Linked DNA regions of Homo sapiens: region 2 is linked to region 1. The links are chromatin loops, found by intact Hi-C in ENCODE. Cell type or tissue: PC-3. All regions are shown on one strand. Each heading gives the region's core, and the rest is flanking DNA. Links, peaks and the distances in the headings are about the cores only. Region 1 overlaps LOC105376823 (a long non-coding RNA gene). Region 2 overlaps TMCO4 (transmembrane and coiled-coil domains 4).

Region 1 (8,151 bases), core at 3,152-8,151:
ACTCTGTCTCATATACCCCCATGTGTTTTCTTCACAGTGCTATCACCATCTGAAATCATACACACATTTGTTTCTTTGTGTGTCGACTATCTCCCCAACTATAATATAAACTCCCTGAAAGCAGGGACCTGTCTATCTTGTTAGTATCCCAGTACCCATCATAGAATCTGGCATAGAGTAAATCCTTCATCAATTTTTGTGAAATAAATGAGCAGATATATCTACCAAATGCTGCTGAAGCAGATACATTCACTTACTCATTCTGATATTCATTCTCTCATGTACTTGCGGAGTCACATACTCATTCATTCATTCATTCATCTGTAGACTCTCAAAAGTCAGGGCCTCATCTGGGGATAAAGAGGTGATAGTTCTTGGTCTAAGAGTAGCTTGGGAAAACCTGACAGGCTTCCTGTAGGTGGTGATGTTAGAGCTGGAGGGAGTATTTTTGGGTTGGGGAAAGGGGTGTTATATTACTTCTTTGGACACTTTTACATTTTCACTTGATCTGTTCCCAAATGCATTGCTCTCACTACCTTTGTAAACTACCATTGTTGGGAAGAAGACCAGCCTGGCTACCATTTTATGACTGCAAAGCTCTTGAATGTTACAAAGAATCTAAGGAGTATGTAATAGATTCACCATGGCACAAAGTGGGCTGGTCATTTCTGTCTGAGAGGGGAGTAAGGGCGGGTTCTAGCTTCATAGCAAAGTGCTAGTAGCTTTTGTTAGTCTATAATTAAGTGACTCAGCCACCCATGTGACAATCAGCCCATCTCAAATTCCTGATGCTACAGTAATGCCAATGTCACAGCTGTAAGCATGAGTGGACTGTCCCCAAGGAACAGTACTCAAAATCTTAAAAATCTGAGTTGTATTCTCCAGTTTTCTTTTTGGACAAGCCAAGCCAATGAGTATGGCAGCTATGTCAATTCCTGGTACCAATAATATGCTTATATAATGTCACGAATGACATACCTGACAGAATCAAAGTTAGGGTTGGCTGCTCTAGAAAGAAATAGTTGAACTTTTCCTATGAGAGGCTGCTCCAGCCCTAGAATTGTTGAGGTCTGGTGCTGATGAAAGCTTAGAGAACAGGCTTAGAGCAAAGGGCCAGGTGTTCCAAAAGTTGTTCACATCTTCTTTGGGATGCTTTTTATTTAAAAAAATACCACTGTAATAAAATTTTAATGTCTGAAATTTAGAAAAATACAAACATGCAAAAAATGCAAACAAAACAAAGTAAAAATCATGTCCAATTCTGAGAGCCCAGAGGTAATCAACTTAATTTGATGCCTATTCTTTCATTTTCTCTTTCTCTCTCTGCATGTATGTACGTGTGTGTCTTTTTCCAAAAATGGGAGCCCCACCTCTTTGCAAACTTCTCTTTTCACCCAATAACACATTGCATACACCGTTTCATTTCATTTGATCTGTCATTTTCTATGAGACTATTTTTATTGGTTACTGATTATTCTATGATATGGCGGAATTCCTTGTTTATTTGAAAAAGCCCCTATGGGGTAGCCATTTAAGTTGCTTGTCATCTTTCCCATGAAAATATATGCCTGAATGATTATTTCTGAGGCTAGGTATTGAGTCAAATGATGAGGAGTTTTAATTTAATTTAATTTTTTTGAGACAGAATCTTGCTCTGTTGCCTTGGCTGGAGTGCAATACCATGATCTTGGCTCACTGCAACCTCTGCCTCCCAGGTTCAAGTGATTCTTGTGCCTCAGCAGCCCGAGTAGCTGGCATTACAGGCATGTCCCACCAGTCCCAACTAATTTTTGTATTTTTTGTAGAGATGGGATTTCACCATGTTGGCCAAGCTTGTCTTGAATTCCTGGCCTCAAGTGATCCGTCTGCTTTGGCCTCCCAAAGTGCTGGGATTACAGGTGTGAGCCATCATGCCCTGCCTGGTGTGTACCTTTTAAATCATGGCATTTTTTTCACCAGAAAAATGGAGAAACTCTAGTTGTTCTAGCTGTGCAAATTGAAATAAAGGTTAATTTAAAGTGTGTGTGGGTGGAGAGACTGAGTGTAATATTATGATTAGCTGTAAATACAAAAATTAAATGCTCTTTTATTTGAATAGATCTACTGCAAGGGGGTCATTTTGACCGCAATTCTTTCTTGTAATGGAAAACTATAGAGATATTCACCTGGGAAGTAGTAGGTAGTGGAAACACCGGATTTCCCCTCCTTTCAGGATGTTTAGGTTTATGCTTTTGCATGTGACATTTTTTGTGAACTTTTAAATGGGCTTGGAAATCTTCTGCTTTATTTGAGAGATCCTCTCTCTAGGACTGGGTCTCTCCTAGACTTTACCGATATAATACGTACCCATTTATTCCTTTCATCTTCTCCAAGAAGAGAAACGAACACAGAGCCAAAGGAAGCAGCTTCCTAGGCTATCAGCAGATATGTCTTCTTTTTTTTTCTTTTCTTTTTTTTTTGAGATGAACTCTTGCTCTGTCACCCATGCTGGAGTGCAGTGGCGTAATCTTGGCTCACTGCAATCTCTGTCTCCCAGGTTCAAGTGATTCTCCTGCCTCAGCTTCCTGAGTAGCTGAGATTACAGGCGTCTGCCACCACGCCTGGCTAATTTTTGTATTTTTAATAGAGATGGTGTTTCACCATATTGGCCAGGCTGATTTCAAACTCCTGACCTTAGGTGAGCTACCCACCTTGGCCTCCCAAAGTGCTGGGATTACAGGCTTGAGCCACTGCATCCAGACCAGATTTATCTTCTTCACAGGACAGGCGTGTTCTCGAGGAGGGCTGAGAATGATTCCCAGCTACTCTACAGGACCAGTGGCTTGTATCAGCAGTCACAGTGAGATGCAGGGTTTTCATGGCTATGAGGAGTTTACTCTCTCATCAACCCTGTCCACCTTCAATAGTCAAAGGCAGTTCTCTGCCAACCCAGTCTGATCATAGGATTTCCTCCCATTTATAGGATACACACTATATGCCAGGCAGGTTATATCCATCAACTTGCAAGGTAGACATTTGTATCTCTATTTTGCAGATGAAGAGATAGAAACTGAACGAGGTGAATGACTTGCCCAGGGTCACACATTTAGGAAGTGGATGAGCCAGGATTCTGATTCAGCTCCATCTGATTCCAGAGCCCCTAAACTCTCGCCTCTATGCCTCATTGCCACTGTGACTTGTTACTATTCCTGTAACTTTGAACTCATCAGAGGTGGGTAGATTTTGACAAAGGAATTGTTATTTTTCGTTGTCTGTGTTTTATGGCTCCAGCAATGCCATTTTTCTACCAATCATACATGTTAATGGTCTGAAAAACTTGGTTTTATGGGTATAACCAAAGAATCCTGAGGACATATAAGTAAATGCCTTTATCTAAAAATGTGGGCTGGGGGCGATGACTCACACCTGTAATCCCAGTGCTTTGGGAGGCTGAGGTGGGAGGATGGCTTGAGGCCAGGTGTTTGAGACCAACTTGGGTAACATAGTGAGACCCTGTATCTACAAAAAAATTAAAAAATTAGCCAGGCATGATGGTGTGTGCCTGTAGTCCCAGCTACTTGGGGGGCTGAAGTGGGAGGATTGCTTGAGCCCAGGAATTCAAGGTTATAGTGAGCTATGATCATGCCACTGAACCCAGCCTGGGTAGCAGAATGAGACCTTGTCTCTCTAAAAAACATAAAGAATAAAAAATAAATTTGGGCTTCTGGCTCTGGTTGCCATGAAGAGAGGAACCTACTCATCCTTCAGGAATGAGTTCTGGGCTCTCTGGGAGCTTTTCCTGATGCTTCCGTCCTCCCCTCCAGTTCTGGATCAGATGCCTTAGAACTCTGAATCTGTCACTTGAGAGAGGCATCATAAAGAAATGTTCAGCTTTGACGTCTGCCTCTCCCAGATACAAGGGCCTTCTTATCAGTGCTGTCTGCCTTGAGTGCTCAACAGATGAGTCTGGGCTTATCTGGCAAAGTGATTTTCAGCTTTTCACTTCCTGCATCTGTCCATTCCACTCAATGGCCATTTCTGGGGCCTCCTGGGTGCCACGGATAACTAAGACAGAGTCTCCACCGCGGAAGATTCCTGTCTAGTGGAGTCAGGCAGATAGTAAATCTGAATATTTAATAGCAAAAAATTGAAAGTGAGTGAACAAAAGCTACATGTATCATCAACATGGATAAGTTTCAAAAATATACAGTTCAGCCGGGTGCGGTGGTTCAGGCCTCTAACCCAGCACTTTGGGAGGCCGAGGTGGGTGGATCACCTGAGGTTAGGAGTTCGAGACCAGCCTGGCCAACATGGCGAAACACTGTCTCTACTAAAAATACAAAAATTAGCAGGGCATGGTGGCATGTGCCTGTAATCCCAGCTATTTGGGAGGCTGAGGCAGGAGAATCGCTTGAACCTGGGAGGCAGAGGTTGTAGTGGGCTGAGATCACACCACTGCACTCCAGCCTGGGCAACAGAGTAAGACTCTGTCTCAAAAAAAAAAAAAAAACTATGTGTATATATATATACGTACATATAATCCTTTATAAACAATAAAAGTCATGGAAGATACATCTACCTTGGTCTCATTTATATAAAGTTAAAAATGCTAAACAATACTGCATATGATTTAGTGATACAAACCAATGTGCGATAAATACCAAAGTGATGATAGTAGTTATCTCAAGGTGATAGGGAGGAACTCCTGTTGGGGAGAGGTGGATAGCGGGCTTCAATTGTATATGTGACATCTTATTTCTCAGGGGAAGAGTGGGAGACATGTGAGTGTATGTGGCATTATTCTCTTTATATATTTGTAATTGCTAATACTTCACTTTAAAAGGTAGGCTCTAGGCCAGGCACGGTGGCTCACACCTGTAATCCCAGCACTTTGGGAGGCCGAGGCGGGTGGATCACGAGGTCAGGAGTTCAAGACCAGCCTAGCCAATATAGTGAAACTCATCTCTACTAAAAATACAAAAAATTAGCCAGGCGGGGTGGCGCATGCCTGTAATCCCAGCTACTCGGGAGGCTGAGGCAGGAGAATCGCTTAAACTCGGGAGGTGGAGGTTGTAGTGAGCAGAGATCATGCCACTGTACTCCAGCCTGGGTGACACAGCAAGACTCCATCTCAAAAAAAAAAAAAAAAAAAAAAAAAGGTAGGCTCTAAAGAAATACACACAAATATACACATGTAGTCTCATCCTTGTTTTATATTTTAAAATAATTTTATGTTTGTCGTGGAGAAAAGGTGGGAGGAAATATTAGGTTAAACCGTATGAAATTGTCATTTTTGTAGGCTGAAAATTGTCAAATATCAGCAATTTCATATGGTTCAACCTAACACATCAAAATGGCAACAATCATTATTCCTGAGAGTGCAAGTATGGGTGATTTTGTTTTCTTTTAAATTTTTAATGTCTTTTTTGGTTTTCTATCATGAGCAGGTATTTCTCTTTTTTTTTTTTTTTTTTTTTTTTTTTGTGACAGAGTCTCGCTCTGATGCCCAGGCTGGAGGTCAATGGCGCGATCTCAGCTCACTGCAACCTACGCCTCCCAGGTTTAAGCGATTCTCGTGCTTCAGCCTCCTGATTAGCTGGAACTACAGGTGATCGCCACAACGCATGGCTAATTTTTGTATTTTTAGTAGAGACAGGGTTTCACCATGTTGCCTAGGCTGGTCTTGAACTCCTGACCTCAGTTGATCCACCCACCTCGGCCTCCCAAAGTGCTGGGATTATAGGCATGAGCCACCGCTCCCGGCCAACATGTATTTTTCATATCAGAAAAATATCCATGTATATTGAGAGAAAAGAGAGGAAGTTGTTGGGCCCACCTTGGGGATGGGACTTCATGCCCGGCAGTGTGGGATGATGAAGGGAGAGAGGGCTGTGTTCGAGTTCCTGCTCTGCTAGTAACCAGCTAATGTGACCAACAAATCCACTTTACCTTCTTGGGACCTCAATCTCTCCATCTATAAAACAGCAAAGTTGGAAAAGGATCATTTCCAATGTGCTTTTATGTTCTATAAGCCTTTTTTGCTTTATGCCAAGTCTATTCCCTTAGACGTGGGGGAAAGTCGAGTTGACGGCAGTTCATCTCCACATCACAAAATATGTCTTTCTGCTGCCCCCTCGTGTGGCCTGTGGAACAGCCTTCCACTTCCCGTCACCTGGTTAGTTCATTTGTGCCCCAGGGTGGGGTCCTGGCACAGGTGCTGATGATGCAGTTGTAAATAATGAGTTTACACAGGATGACGATGACTGCAAATACTGTGGGCCATTAGGATCTCTGGCACAGACACCAAACAAAGACATTGCTATGGAGCTGTAAAAGATAAATCCCACAGCTCGAGGTCCAGCAAGTTCACTGAATGAGCATGAGGAAGAGGAGTCCTCCACTGCCACCCCATAACCATATTTTCCCCATTAAGGGCCAATGATGAAATGGATCAAGTGAGGGTCACATACAAACAATAGCTGTTGTTTTATTGTCCTTGAGAGAAATGCAGAATGTTCTCTTTCTTTCTTTCTTTCTTTCTTTCTTTCTTTCTTTCTTTCTTTCTTTCTTTCTTCCTTCCTTCCTTCCTTCCTTCCTTCCTTCCTTCCTTCCTTCCTTCCTTTCTTTTTTGAGACGGAGTCTCGCTCTGTCACCTAGGCTGGAGTGCAGTGGCGTGATCTCAGCTTAATGCAACCTCTGCCTGCCGGGTTCAAGCAACTCTCTGCCTCAGCCTCCCAAGTAGCTGAGATCACAGGCGGCAGCCACTATGCGCAGCTAATTTTTGTATTTTAGTAGAGATGGGTTTCCACCATCTTGGCCAGGATTGTCTTGAACTCCTGACCTTGTGATCCACCTGCTTCAGCCTCCCAAAGTGCTGGGATTACAGGCGTGAGCCACAGTGCCTGGCCAGGTTTCTAGCAATTTCTAGTGGCTAGGAAAAGGAATGATGAAGGATATTAAACCCTTCACTTCACACATATGAATAATTTAGTATATGTAATATAGTTTGGTCTTATAGCCATTTAGGAGAAAGTAGAGAGAATGGGCAGTGGTGAGGAAGGAAACAAAAAAAAGCCCAGAAATTAAGGGAAAGAGGAGGAGGGAAACTAACACTTACGGTGCCAGGGACTTTGCTGGAGTTGTGATATCAATACTTCAGAACAATCCGGAGAAGAAGCCCCAACTGCTCTCATTTTTTCCACACAAAGAAACTAGAGCTCAGAAAGATTATGGAAAACAATGCTGGCCACACAGCTTGTAAGAAGTGGGAACTGGACTCAATTCTGTCTGACCACTCCAAAACCTGTTGTTTTATTTTTTATTTTGGTCCACCCTATGCTAAGTGGGTGAGATAAAAGGAGCACTGGAAATGCAGAGGAAGAGGAGGAAGTTGGAGAGGGAAAGTGGGACAGGCAGAGGCACACGGAGGATGACCCACGGCCATCAAGAACAGGAACTGCCGGCAGAAAGAGACAGGGGAGGCTGGGCGCGGTGGCTCATGCCTGTAATCCCAGCACTTTGGGAGGTCAAGGCAAGCGGATCCCCTGAGGTCAGGAGTTCAAGACCAGGCTGGCCAACGTGGTGCAATTCCATTTCTATTAAAAATACATACAAATTAGCCAGGTGTGGTGGCATGTGCCTGTAATCCCAGCAACTTGGGGAGGCTGAGGCAGAAGAATCGCTTGAGCCCAGGAGGCGAAGATTGTGGTGAGTCGAGATTGCACCACTGTACTCCAGAGTGGGTGACTGAGCAAGACGCCATCTCAAAAAAAAAAAAAAAAAGAGAGAGAGAGAAAAAGGAGTCAGAGAATTCCACATGTGTGTGCGCGTATATGCAAACACACACATGCCCTCAACATCACTATCACTATCACCACCATCACCATCACCACCACCACCACCATCACCACCACCACCATCACCACCACCACCACCACCACCACCACCATCACCACCACCACCATCTAAGCAGAAGCAGAAACACAGGGTAACTGAAAGAGGGAAAAAAAGACTTTTGCTGATAACATTCTTCCCTGTGCCCTGTTAGGATACTGTCATGGAAGGTAATTGATATGGTTAGGCTCTGTGAACCCACCCAAATATCATCTTGAATTATAATCCCCATAATCCCCACGTGTTGAGGGAGGGACCGGGTGGGAGGTGATTGGATCA
Region 2 (5,000 bases), core at 1-5,000, 130 kb before region 1:
ACAGTGCCAGGCTCCCACCCTGACCTATTAGCATTTCCCACCAACCCACCTGGGGGGCCTCTTACGTGGGCTGCAGAGACACCAGATGCCACCGTTTCTAGACACCCCTGAGAGCCCCGCCTTTGCCCATGCTGGCCGACCCTCTGGAATGCCCTGCCCTAGTCCAGCTGCCGTCTGCCAAATACAGCATAGTGGTTAGGAGTGAGGGCTCCAGGGCCAGACTCCCTGGGCCTGAATCCTGGCTCTGGCACTTAGGATTCTTGTGGCTTCACCTCTCAGCCTCAGTTTTCTCATCTGAAGCAGGGAGACTGGTGGAACCTCCCTCCTGTGGCTGCAGTGAGGGAGGAATGTGATCACACTTGCAAGTGCTTGGAACACAGCCTGGCACCCGGTGGATCTGCACTAGCTCGTGGGCACAGCAGCATGTGCCTGATTCCCTCACCCAAAGTCCAGCTCCTTCATCTTCCTGACCACTCACAGTGCACTGGGCACTGTGCTGGGCACTAGGGGGGCGGCAGGGCTCAAGGCAGACCCTGCCTACCTGGACTTCACATCTAATGTGAGGCTGGAGAGCGGACACAAAATGACAAGTTCTGACATCTACACAACACTCACCACAGTTCCCTGTGCACAGTAGGTCCTCAGGTTGGAATTCAGAGGACATTTACTGAGTGTACCCAAACTGGGGCCAGGAATTCTCACATTCGTTATGTCATCCCCCCATGATCCTTTGAGATAAGTGTACAAAGCTCATATCCTTTGAGGAAGCTGAGGCCCAGAGAGGTTAAGTGACTAGCCCAAGGTCCGACAGCCAGTCAGTGGCAAAGCTAGGAGCCAAATCCAGGTCTGCCTAATATCAAAACCCAAAATCTCAGCTATGGGCCATGAGGATCCAGGGGTGGGAGCAGCGAGCAGGAAAGATGCTGGAAGGAAGCTGCTTTGGGAACCATCCCCCAAAAGGCTGTAGTGCAGGAACTTCCCAGTGTCACACAAACCAGCCCTGTCACCAAGAAGCCACCTGCCTCCCTCTTCCCTCTTTCCAGTTTCCAGCCTCACATTCTGGGGACAGCTGAGAGTCGACCTCACTTCCGGTTACCACAGCCAAATGGTTCATGGTAATTAATTCAATTTGTTTGGCAGGGGAATTAAAGTCTTGCCTGTACTAACGATCTTAAGTTAACATAGCATTTATGCTAACTGGAGGCAGAGACATGCCCTCTGAATGAAGAATTGGTTCTATTAATAAGACTACATCTCTCTAGGTAACGAGCCTGGCAGATAGACGGTTTGCTGCCAGAGAGGGAAAGATGACAAGGAAAGAAGCAAAATGATGACAGCAGAGAGGATGGCAACTTTTCAAAGGCTTCCCTGGGAAAAGTAGATTTGGAGAGCAGGGAGGAGTCTGCATTGGCCGACAACCAGCACCGATGGCCAGATACACGAATGAGGTCAACTTGGACCTCCTGGGTGTTCCAGCTCTGACTACAACTGCATGACTAAGCCCAGGCAGGAGAGGCAAATGGTCTTGCCAACTCATAGAATCGTGAGAAATGATCAGTTATTGCTGCTTTTGGCCACCGTGTTTGGAGAGGCCGTTTTGCAGCAACAAATAACAATCATGGTGGAGGGCAAAGGAGAAGTAAAGGCACGTCGTACATGGTGGCAGGCAAGAGAACGCGTGCAGGGGAACTGCCCTTTATAAAACCATCAGCTCTCATGAGACTTATTCACTATCATGGAAACAGCATGGGGAAAACCCACCCCCCTGATTCAATTACCTCCCACCGGGTCCCTCCCATGACCCATGTGGATTGTGGGAGCCACAATTCAAGATGAGATTTGGGTGAGGACACAACCAAATCATATTAAGCTCCAATCCTTCTCTCCCATCCACCCTCCACTCCCAGGTTCAACAATTTCTCTCTGAGTTCCTCCTCTTGCCTTCAGAGTCCTGCCGCTGCTACCTTCCACTGAGAGGAGGTGAGCCCATGTTCCAGGAGCAGTGAACCACTCCAAGTGCCCCAGGCTCGGCAACTCACTCTCCCAACCAGCCCCTCCACAGGCAGCCCCTGCTGACAGATCTGTCCAAAACCAGCATTCTGCCCTGGAGACCTCACCTACCCAAGGCCAGGAGCAGCAGCCCTCAAGCTTTTCACTGCCTTGCACAGAAAGGATGACACTGGAGGCATGACACACTCCCAAAGGTGTCTGTGTGTGGTTGAATGGTGAACCCCCAGAAGATATGTCCACCCAGAACCTGTGAATGCGACCTCATCTGGTAAAAGGGTCGTTGCAGATATAATTAAGTAAATGATCTTGACATGGGATCACCCTGGATGAGAGTGGGCCCTAAATCCAATGACTCTGTCTGTCCTTATGAGAGAAGACAACAGGCAGAGACTGGAATGACATGTCTACAAGCCAAGGAATGCTAAGGACTGCTGGCAGCCACAAGAAGTTGGAAGAGACAGGAAAAATCCTCCACTAGAGCCTTCAGAGGGAAAGTGCACCTGCCAACACCTTAATTTTGAATTTCTTGTCCCCTTCATTCCCACTTGGGAAAGTGCATTAGAACACAAAAGCCAGTGTCATTATTACAGGATGGTCCATCTTGCATCTACTCTAATGTATGTATATAAAATCATTTCCCCAAGGTTGATGACGATTTTTCTTGATTTTTAAACTATTTTTAACTTTTAACTATTATTTCTAAGAACTGGGAACACATTTTGCAAGGCTCATGGCCCCTGGCCCAGAACATCTGTCCCTGGGAACAAGCTTGTGAAGGGTTTCCGTCTGTGACAATAATCCATGCTCACCTTTCTCTTGAGCCATCTCCTGCAGACAGAAGTAGATGACTCTGGCTCCCAGGCTGAAGCCAATCAAGGTGACAGGTCGTCGCCCCTGAAGGGAAAAAGGACACAGGTGTCTGGAAGGAATACTGCCAGTTCTAGCAAAACATCAGGCCTGAGGAGGGCAGCCTTTGCACATTCCTTACCACCTGATTCTCATCTAATGAATCATGCATGTGCTGTTCCGGTCCCTGAGCGCTGATGTCTTAATCAGCAGAGTCAGGACCCTCATTTATGCAGGAGTGCACCTGCTGCTGGAATTGGCTTCCTCCAAGGCCAACAGGCAGCCCCCGGCTGGGTTAATTCCCTTTCATCTCAAATCATTATCCAGCCACCGTCTCATCTTCCCCAGGAGACAGGGCTAGTCAATTACAAGAGCAACTTCCCTTGCACTGATCTGCCTTGCGGCAAATGGCTGCAGTGCTGCGGGACCCCTTCCGGAGCTGGGGAGATTAGACAGAAGGCACCCCCAGGTGTGAGGGGTAAAAAGGCAAGAGTGACAAGGGAGGGACAACAGTTCAGTTTCTAGATAGGAAGGTGGGGCACAAAATATTGGCTCTAAGTGATAAGATAAGGTAGTAAGTCAGATGGAAAGAGGAATTTTCTGACTCAAGGACTTGTAAGAAAAGGTAACTGATCATGTCAAGACTCTAAAGAAAATGAAAGTTATCTGGGGGTGTTTGGGTACAAGCTTACATGGAAGGAGAGGAGGGGAGTGGATGAGCTCTGGAGGCCCAGCCTGGTTTTACCAGTCTATTCCTTTTCCTTGGTTTTGTGCCAATACACGTATTCCACATCCCCACACCACTCCACTTACCACAGTAGAAAATCCTCTGTTAAACAGTATTCGAATCCTGCAGGAGCTTTGTGCCAACCCTGCTGGCCACTGCCCAATATCATTCTCCCCTTTGTCCTTTACTCCTGAGTTTGACTGGGCACACGGCCACCCAGCCAAAGACGAAGTTTCCCTGACTCCTCCGTAGCTTGAGGTGGCCACAGGGCTGAGACTTAGCACAGGGCAAGGAAAGGGGATCCTCCCTAAGGCATGCATTTTTGCCTTTTGACCTCCAGAGCTGTAAAATAGTACATTTGTTTTCAGCTGGTAAATTTGTGGTAATTTGTAACAGTGGCAGCAGGAAACTAACACATCATCTTGCTCCAGATATTGACACCCAGACTCTTACTTGGGAGAGAACAAAATTCTATCTTGTCTAAGCCAATGCCACTTTGGCCTTTGCCTTAGAGTCAAGCCTGCCGAAGGATTTTCTGTTTCTTTTGACAAAGACGCAGGGATTGAAGGGGGTGGCCAGTTGCTCAAGCAGTTTAGCTGCATGGCAGAAACTGCTAGTTGTCATCCCTCAATATCCATCCTCCCTTTTTTCCATAGTAATTGAATTTCAGCTGGGTTCATCATCACTCAGAATAAATACTATATTTCCCAGCTTCTGTGGCAGCTAGGAATGGTCATGTGACTAGGCTCTGGCCAGTGAGACACCAACTGAAATGTTGTAAGGCTTTGCTGTTTCTTCTTCAGTTCTTCCTTTCTCCTGCTCCCTGGAGCTCGGATGATGCCATCTTTGATACAAGGTCAAGACCCCAGAGCAACAAGGTAGCAGGAACCTGGGCCTCTGCACCATGGAAGGCTATTAGACAACCTTGCTAGGCTTCTCCAGGAAAATAAATTTCTACCTTGTTTAAGCCACTGTTATTTTGGGTTTTCTCCCACTTCCAGCCAAAACAAATCCTGACAATGCAGTCATTTCTGGTACTGCTTCTCAAGCTTTTGTCTCCATTCACTCAAGTTTTATTCTGAAGGGGATGGTTTTATTCTCTTGGTAAGTACATCTTTACTAGATTCAAATTTTAAAAGTATTATGATGATGTCTCTTCCTAACCATTTTACATGGTATTTAGACCACCAAAGATGACCTCACAAAGTAGCTTTATACTTCTGGGAAGGAACACCAGGCCACCAGCATGTGGGAATTCCATTGGTGGCCAGCTGAAGCACCTGGTCTCATTCACTTTACTGGCTTCACTGCAAACTGCGTCAGAGGTTTCCACTGAAATATCACCCAAATGAGCCCAGTGATTATCCTAAACACTTGAATGAAGAGCTGATACATAGGAGCCACTTTTGCTTCTGCC

What was found. A loop is a pair of places that touch in the nucleus more often than their neighbours do. Peaks named below come from ENCODE experiments on the same cell type or tissue, not always from the same donor. Only the 100,000 strongest peaks of a DNase experiment are listed, where the experiment ranks them.
Region 2: a loop joins it to region 1, with 6 times the contacts of the local background. A loop is called at or near these places in 4 of 110 quality-filtered maps.

What each region holds. Positions count from the first base shown.
Region 1 is chr1:19,866,230-19,874,380 of GRCh38, forward strand. All of the region lies in intron 1 of LOC105376823 (a long non-coding RNA gene), which reads right to left. Among named protein-coding and RNA genes, the nearest start is that of OTUD3, 12 kb to the right of the region's middle. In PC-3, for the core only: a CTCF peak has its summit at 6,111 (motif pointing left); DNase peaks (open chromatin) are centred at 3,792 and 6,212; H3K27ac peaks cover 3,250 bases.
Region 2 is chr1:19,734,553-19,739,552 of GRCh38, forward strand. It overlaps TMCO4 (transmembrane and coiled-coil domains 4), which reads right to left. Exons shown (of 16, transcript NM_181719.7): 13 at 2,820-2,904. Among named protein-coding and RNA genes, the nearest start is that of TMCO4, 63 kb to the right of the region's middle. In PC-3, for the core only: a CTCF peak has its summit at 2,976 (motif pointing right); DNase peaks (open chromatin) are centred at 1,469 and 2,999; H3K27ac peaks cover 4,167 bases.